Regions from separate parts of the Homo sapiens genome. Here region 2 is linked to region 1. A link is a loop called in an ENCODE intact Hi-C map of the cell type or tissue named here. Cell type or tissue: PC-3. All regions are shown on one strand. Each heading gives the region's core, and the rest is flanking DNA. Links, peaks and the distances in the headings are about the cores only. Region 1 overlaps GLIS3 (GLIS family zinc finger 3). Region 2 overlaps GLIS3 (GLIS family zinc finger 3).

Region 1 (2,920 bases), core at 188-2,687:
TACCCTTCTCTCCCATCTGCTATGCAAAAACAGATCGATGAAGGTAAGCACAGGTCATCAAATTCTCTCACCTTTCATGAATACTCCTCCTTAGAGCTAGAAACATCCTGCATACCAAACACCCTAGGCTTGCTATGTAGTGTTTTGTCAAATTCATAATATTTCACTGCTGAGATACATTAGTAACAATTTAATGAACATATGTGACTGTATGGTGTATTACTCTGAAATACAGTAAGGCATGGCTAAATGGCTACGAACACCAAAGGATGACAATTAGAATGAAATAACCGGCTCCTATATTCAGGGGCAAAGCAATCGAATTTGGCAATTGTGACAAATGCTCAAAACTGTGCAAAACCTATGGAAGGTAAGGAATGCTGGATATAACATCCTACCTCCATGGCGCTCACAACCTCTGAAGAGATAAGATATACTCACCTAGGAACAATCGGATAATGTCGCTAGACTGTACAGTATTAAGCATGAAGCTAAATCATAGAGACAGGAGCTCAGAGGAGGAGGGCAATCCCTTTGTACTAGGTAATTCATCAAAGAAGAAGAGTATGAACTACAAACACGTTTCCCAAAGTCCTTCAGGATGTCCAAAGATGTTAAATGACAATGAAGTTGGCCTCATGGAGATGTCCACAGTCCAGTAAGCTTGGGAACCCCTAATACAACAAAGTTAAACATATCTCTTTACTGTAAGTCTTCAGGAGCCTTTAAAAATGTAAATGCATGTGATAAATCTCCCAGAAGACCAAATAATATTTAAAGTACATTTGTTTAGGGAGGTTTTTCCCAAGGGACTCATCTAAGACTGGCATTCTAAGGAATACCCTTTAGAAAAGAATAAGCTAAAACATGAAGGAAGAATGAGCACACAAATGAGAAGGAAGTAGTAGGGTGTAGACACAGAAACGAAAGGGAGGAGGCACAATGCGTCCTGGAGAAACAAAGATGAGCTAGGGCTGCCTACAAGAGGAGAAAGGGAGAAGACAGAGCTTAGAGGGTTGGTTCAATCAGCCCTGAAGAACTGATTTAAAAGCTGGACATTACTTATCCAACAGTGGTTCAAACCTGGCTACATATTGGCATCACCAGTGAAGCTTCTCAAATGCAAATTCCTAAGCTCCACTGCAAACCAACTAAACCAAATGATGCTGATATAACTAGTCACCTGATGTGCATCTGGGACCTTGTGCTATAGGTAGTGGCGCATCCCATTAGGAGCAGAGTTCACCCAAGATTAATCTGGAAGAGATGGGGAGAAAGGCTGGAGGAGCACATGAACCAGCTGTACAGACGGCATAGCAGCCACAGGGTGGTAAATGACAAAATAAGAAAGCAATGGTTATGAAGCAAGTTAGAGTAAGGATTTTATAATTAGTTGCTAAAGATTTAGGCGATCACATTTAAATGGGAGAGGGGGGCCATATAATGTCTATTTGGTGACTTCATTACAAAGACAGCCAATAAATAGGTCAAATCTGAACCCAGGGAGATTCGCATGAATCATGCAATCTCCTACCACCTTGTCTTCAGGAGTTCAGCTTGAATCTTCCATGTTTATCCCACAAAGAACATAACTTTCATACCAACATTCTTCCAACCTTAGTCAGCATTCAGGAATGCTGTCCACCAAGTATGGAATCACCAGCATTACTCACTGCAATTTATCCCTGTATTAAATGGAATCACATTTATACCCAAGAGATTAAAATGTATCATATTCCTTTCTGTACCACTCAGTGCCCTGGATTCCTGTGCATGGAGCCTCAATCTTGCTCCCCACCACTGGGCACTCCCAGTAAGATGATATTATTAGGAACCTACATCTCTGAGCCACTTCATAAGGATGCAAAGATAAATTAAGCAATATTCCTGGAGTTTGTATTCTAAAGTCCCATCCGTCAGCTATTGTATATCAATTATCAACTAATTAGTAGAGAGTGCTCATGCTGACCCCTCTGTTCTCTCTTGTAATGATTTGCCAAGTTAACTGAAAGCTGCTCTGCTCCATAGAGACTCTTAGTATAGCAAGAGTGTTAAATAAAGTTCACCAACAATTAGCCTGGAAAACCAAAGAGGAAATGTAAGCACATTTTACTGCTTCTCCCTCGACAAATTTTCTAGCAATCCCAGGGGAAGTAAGCAGATACATTTGTTAACTAAGCAAACAAGTACTCTGAAAAACTGAAACACCAGCAGAGGCACAACTTAGTAATTTATTGCTCACAGATCAGGTATTTGTTTATTGTGTCCCTGCTCTGTGCTACACTATATACTCTAGGGATTGTGGACACACAGATGAGTCAAATCATTCTTGCCTACCATCTAATTTAATAGGCTTAGATCAAGCCTCATCTGGTGGACACATCTGTGAAAATATATAAAAGTGGAATTATTATACTTACTGTGGAAAAAGAGGACTTCCACAAATATAAGAAAGAATGAATGGAAGGGAGGGAGAACGCATATTGTCATGGGAGAAAACTGCCTCAGTTTCCCAAAGACACATTTACTGGGTGTTAGGCTTGGTCCTAGGCCGTACAGCTAGCCCTTGGTCAAAGATCTTACAACCAATTGGAGAGAGTGTTAACTAACACAGGAAACAATTGGCAAACACCTAATCTTAAATTGAGTTGCTTCACTGCTGAGTACAAAAAGAGCTCAAATGAGGAAAAGATCTGAATACACTGGAGGAGGCTTAGTAGAGGAGTGAGACTTCATCTGAGCCTTTTAATGGCAGGAGGAGAGGGGGCAATATGAAGAGTTGGATGGCCAAAATGAAGTGAGGTGCATGTGCTGAGGAAGTATTATGGAGGCAGCATGGGGGAAGCCGTAAAGAATGAGACACTAGGGCCAGAATAGCTTCCCTTACCAGCTGTGTGACCTTGGGCAAATGCCTTAAGCT
Region 2 (2,920 bases), core at 184-2,683, 170 kb before region 1:
GAACCTCATTGCTCTGACAGCAGCACAAGGATCACCCTAAATAGGCCCTTGCATTATAAGAAAGTAAATGGCTCATGAGAACCCGCTGTGCTCTTGCTGTTGCCTTAGAATGGTCTTCTGACCCCAGAAGATGTGGAAACAGTATCCCATAAGTAACACAGGTCACAAAACCTTGTACTAATCATTTTGGTGTTATTAAAAATAAACAAACAAGTAGAATGAATAAATGCTTGGAATACAGGCTTGAATCTGATATGTGACCAAAATATACTATTCTCCAGCTTTGACAAAATTCAAATATATTACATGTTCTCTCCATGCAACCATCTCATGGAAGTCAGGTGGAATTAAACATGTCATAAATCATGGGTCTCTAGTAAGCCAGTCAGAATAACATTCGTTGAAAGTTTCTTGATTGTAAATGCAAAACTATTCCAAAATCAAGGTTGCCAACATTCAATAGGAAGAAGGAAACTTGCTGTGAGGAAATAGCATCCCGTTTTGAAACAGTACTTTGTGGGCTCTCCCATATTGAGAATAGTTACACACCATTTGCTAGAGTTGGCAGGTTTAGTGAGTCTACACACAAGTCTCTGCACAATTAGACAAAGGTAAGAACATATCTATTAATTTCAAAAAGTTGAGGGGATCTTCGCTGACTACCAATCAAGCATCATGAGAAGTTGCATTAACTCTTTTCAGGCTAAAGGGTACCACTTAATACAAAAACCAATGAAACCTTCAAGAAAATTAGTTATGATCACAAAGTATCTTGACATAAACATGGAATATGAAAGTAGCATTACTGGCCCGGCATGGTGGCTCACACCTGTGATCCTAGCACTTTGGGAGGCCGAGGCAGGCGGATTGCTTGGGGTCAGGAGTTTGAAAACACCCTGGGCAAAATAGTGAGATCCTGTCTCTACAAAAAATAATAATAATAAAATTTAAAAAATTAGTCAAGTGTGGTGGTGCACACCTGTAGTCCTAGCTACCTGGGAGGCTGAGGTAGGAGGATGGCTTGAGCCCAGGAGTTTGGGGCTGCCGTGAGCCATGCTGGTGTCACTGCACTTCATCTTGGGGAACAGAGTGAGGCCTTGTTTCAAAAAAAAAGGAGAAGAAAGAAGAAAATAGCAGTATCAAAGAACTTTTGTTCTTTTCTTCCTAAAAAGATGCAACCCTAAATAGAACTGAGTTTAGAATAATTGGCTGCAACTAAGTTTTCTTGGTGGTAGTATAGATTAGACACAATGACACTTTCTTTAAATAATAAAGAGAGGCTAGAAATACCTGGTGCCCACACTCATGCCTCACTAGTTTCTTCCCCAGCAATCTTAATTTTCTCTTTTTAAAGGGGGTACCAGTTCCCTAATGAAAATTAACACTGTAAGTGTACATCTGGCAAAAGGATTAAATCTCTTGACAAAAAGCCAAGTCGTTGGTTGTTTACTTATATTTATTCAAACAAATCTGTAGGCTCATAGTTTGTCACTGATGTCATGCCTTTGAGCAGTTTTTTGTTTGCTTTTTGTTTGAGAAGAGATTACAGGATGGGTTGAGGAGAGTAAATAGGGAGAAACAAGAGAAAGGGGGGAATGTGAAGTCCAGAATTTCATGGGAGTCACAGATTCAGCTGAGTGCTAATGATGTCATTTGGTCTTCACTCTAGCAAAAGGGATCCCCCACCCCGAAACCCTGCACTTTCAGGAGGAGTAAGCTAAAAACTTGGCAAATGGCATAGTAACGAAGTCCTGAATTGGCAGCCAAGATCTGGATGTGAATTTTAAGTTGTTTTCTCCCCAAATGTCCAACAAGATCTGCTGTGATTTAAGGGGGGGGGGGGGAGAGAGATTTATTGAGGTATAAAAAGCCACATTTCAGAGTTGCCAGTGCTAATCAATAACTGGAATTTGACAAAAGACCATGTTAGGCTCAAAAACGAAAAGGACACACATATAAAGGCAAGTATAATTACATGGTATAAATAAGGGAGAGGTTGCCAAAGACTGCATGTTGCCAAGTGCCTCAAATATTCATGTTCTTTGAAAGACTTATTTTTGTGTCTACGGAGGATGAATAAACCTCACTTAAAAAATAAGACTCTTCCCAAACCTTTGCTCATTTCTGGAACTGAACCCTTTTGCAGGTTCTGAAATGTTTAACTTTGTTTTTCATTAATTCGACATGTTCACACATCCCCTGCACTTCTGGAGCTCTGAACAAAACTGGCAGTGAGAGTATGCTGGAATATTGAAGTGACGACTGCTCCCCCAGTATCACTGGCCCTGCTGGAGATGTGCCGCTTGTTCTCATAAGACATTAGGGCAAACTCTGCATCCTTCCGAAGTCTGAGTTATCACAGGAAACTGAAAACTTTTGGTGCTTGGCCAAGTGGCTTCCCATCTCCCAACTGTTAGTGACTCAGCCAGAGTAAAAGTCAGCTCTGTGCACGGGGACCATCCTCTAATGCAGAGACCAAATAAGAGGAAAATTAAGTGCTGAATGATAGAAGTTTCCTCTTTGACTCTCAAAGCAGGGAGGTCATTTAAAAGTTAACTTCTGCTTTGTTCTTCAGCTTTAGAAATGCAGGTAAAGCACAGATTGGGTTCATTGCCAATCCAGATTGATAATCTTATCGTGAGGCTGAAGTGGCGTCAGGCCTCACCGAGACACCAAGGATGATGGTTCCTGGTACAGAAACTGTAAATAAGCCCTTCGGAGACAGTGCTGGCAAGGGCCTTCCACATCACTTGAGTCAGTTTCATGTTTCATTTCTGAATCTGATTGCCATGAAACTACAGTGAACCAGACACTATATTCCACCGGTTAAACTGGACACTTTTTCCAATCTGTGATGGTGCACGCACTGCTTCATGCTGCCATGCATGTTCTGAGTAAACAACTGCGTCCCCGCACACTA

The links. Hi-C counts contacts between places; a loop is a spot of excess contacts. Peaks named below come from ENCODE experiments on the same cell type or tissue, not always from the same donor. Only the 100,000 strongest peaks of a DNase experiment are listed, where the experiment ranks them.
Region 2: a loop joins it to region 1, with 2.8 times the contacts of the local background. A loop is called at or near these places in 2 of 110 quality-filtered maps.

Annotation. Positions count from the first base shown.
Region 1 is chr9:4,135,770-4,138,689 of GRCh38, forward strand. All of the region lies in intron 2 of GLIS3 (GLIS family zinc finger 3), which reads right to left. Among named protein-coding and RNA genes, the nearest start is that of GLIS3-AS2, 160 kb to the right of the region's middle. RefSeq lists an enhancer at 894-2,093. In PC-3, for the core only: no CTCF peak of the experiment used is centred there; DNase peaks (open chromatin) are centred at 1,602 and 2,242; H3K4me3 peaks cover 470 bases; H3K27ac peaks cover 2,030 bases.
Region 2 is chr9:3,961,116-3,964,035 of GRCh38, forward strand. The region is part of intron 4 of GLIS3 (GLIS family zinc finger 3); the gene reads right to left. Among named protein-coding and RNA genes, the nearest start is that of GLIS3-AS1, 64 kb to the left of the region's middle. In PC-3, for the core only: no CTCF peak of the experiment used is centred there; DNase peaks (open chromatin) are centred at 1,506 and 2,386; H3K4me3 peaks cover 663 bases; H3K27ac peaks cover 2,500 bases.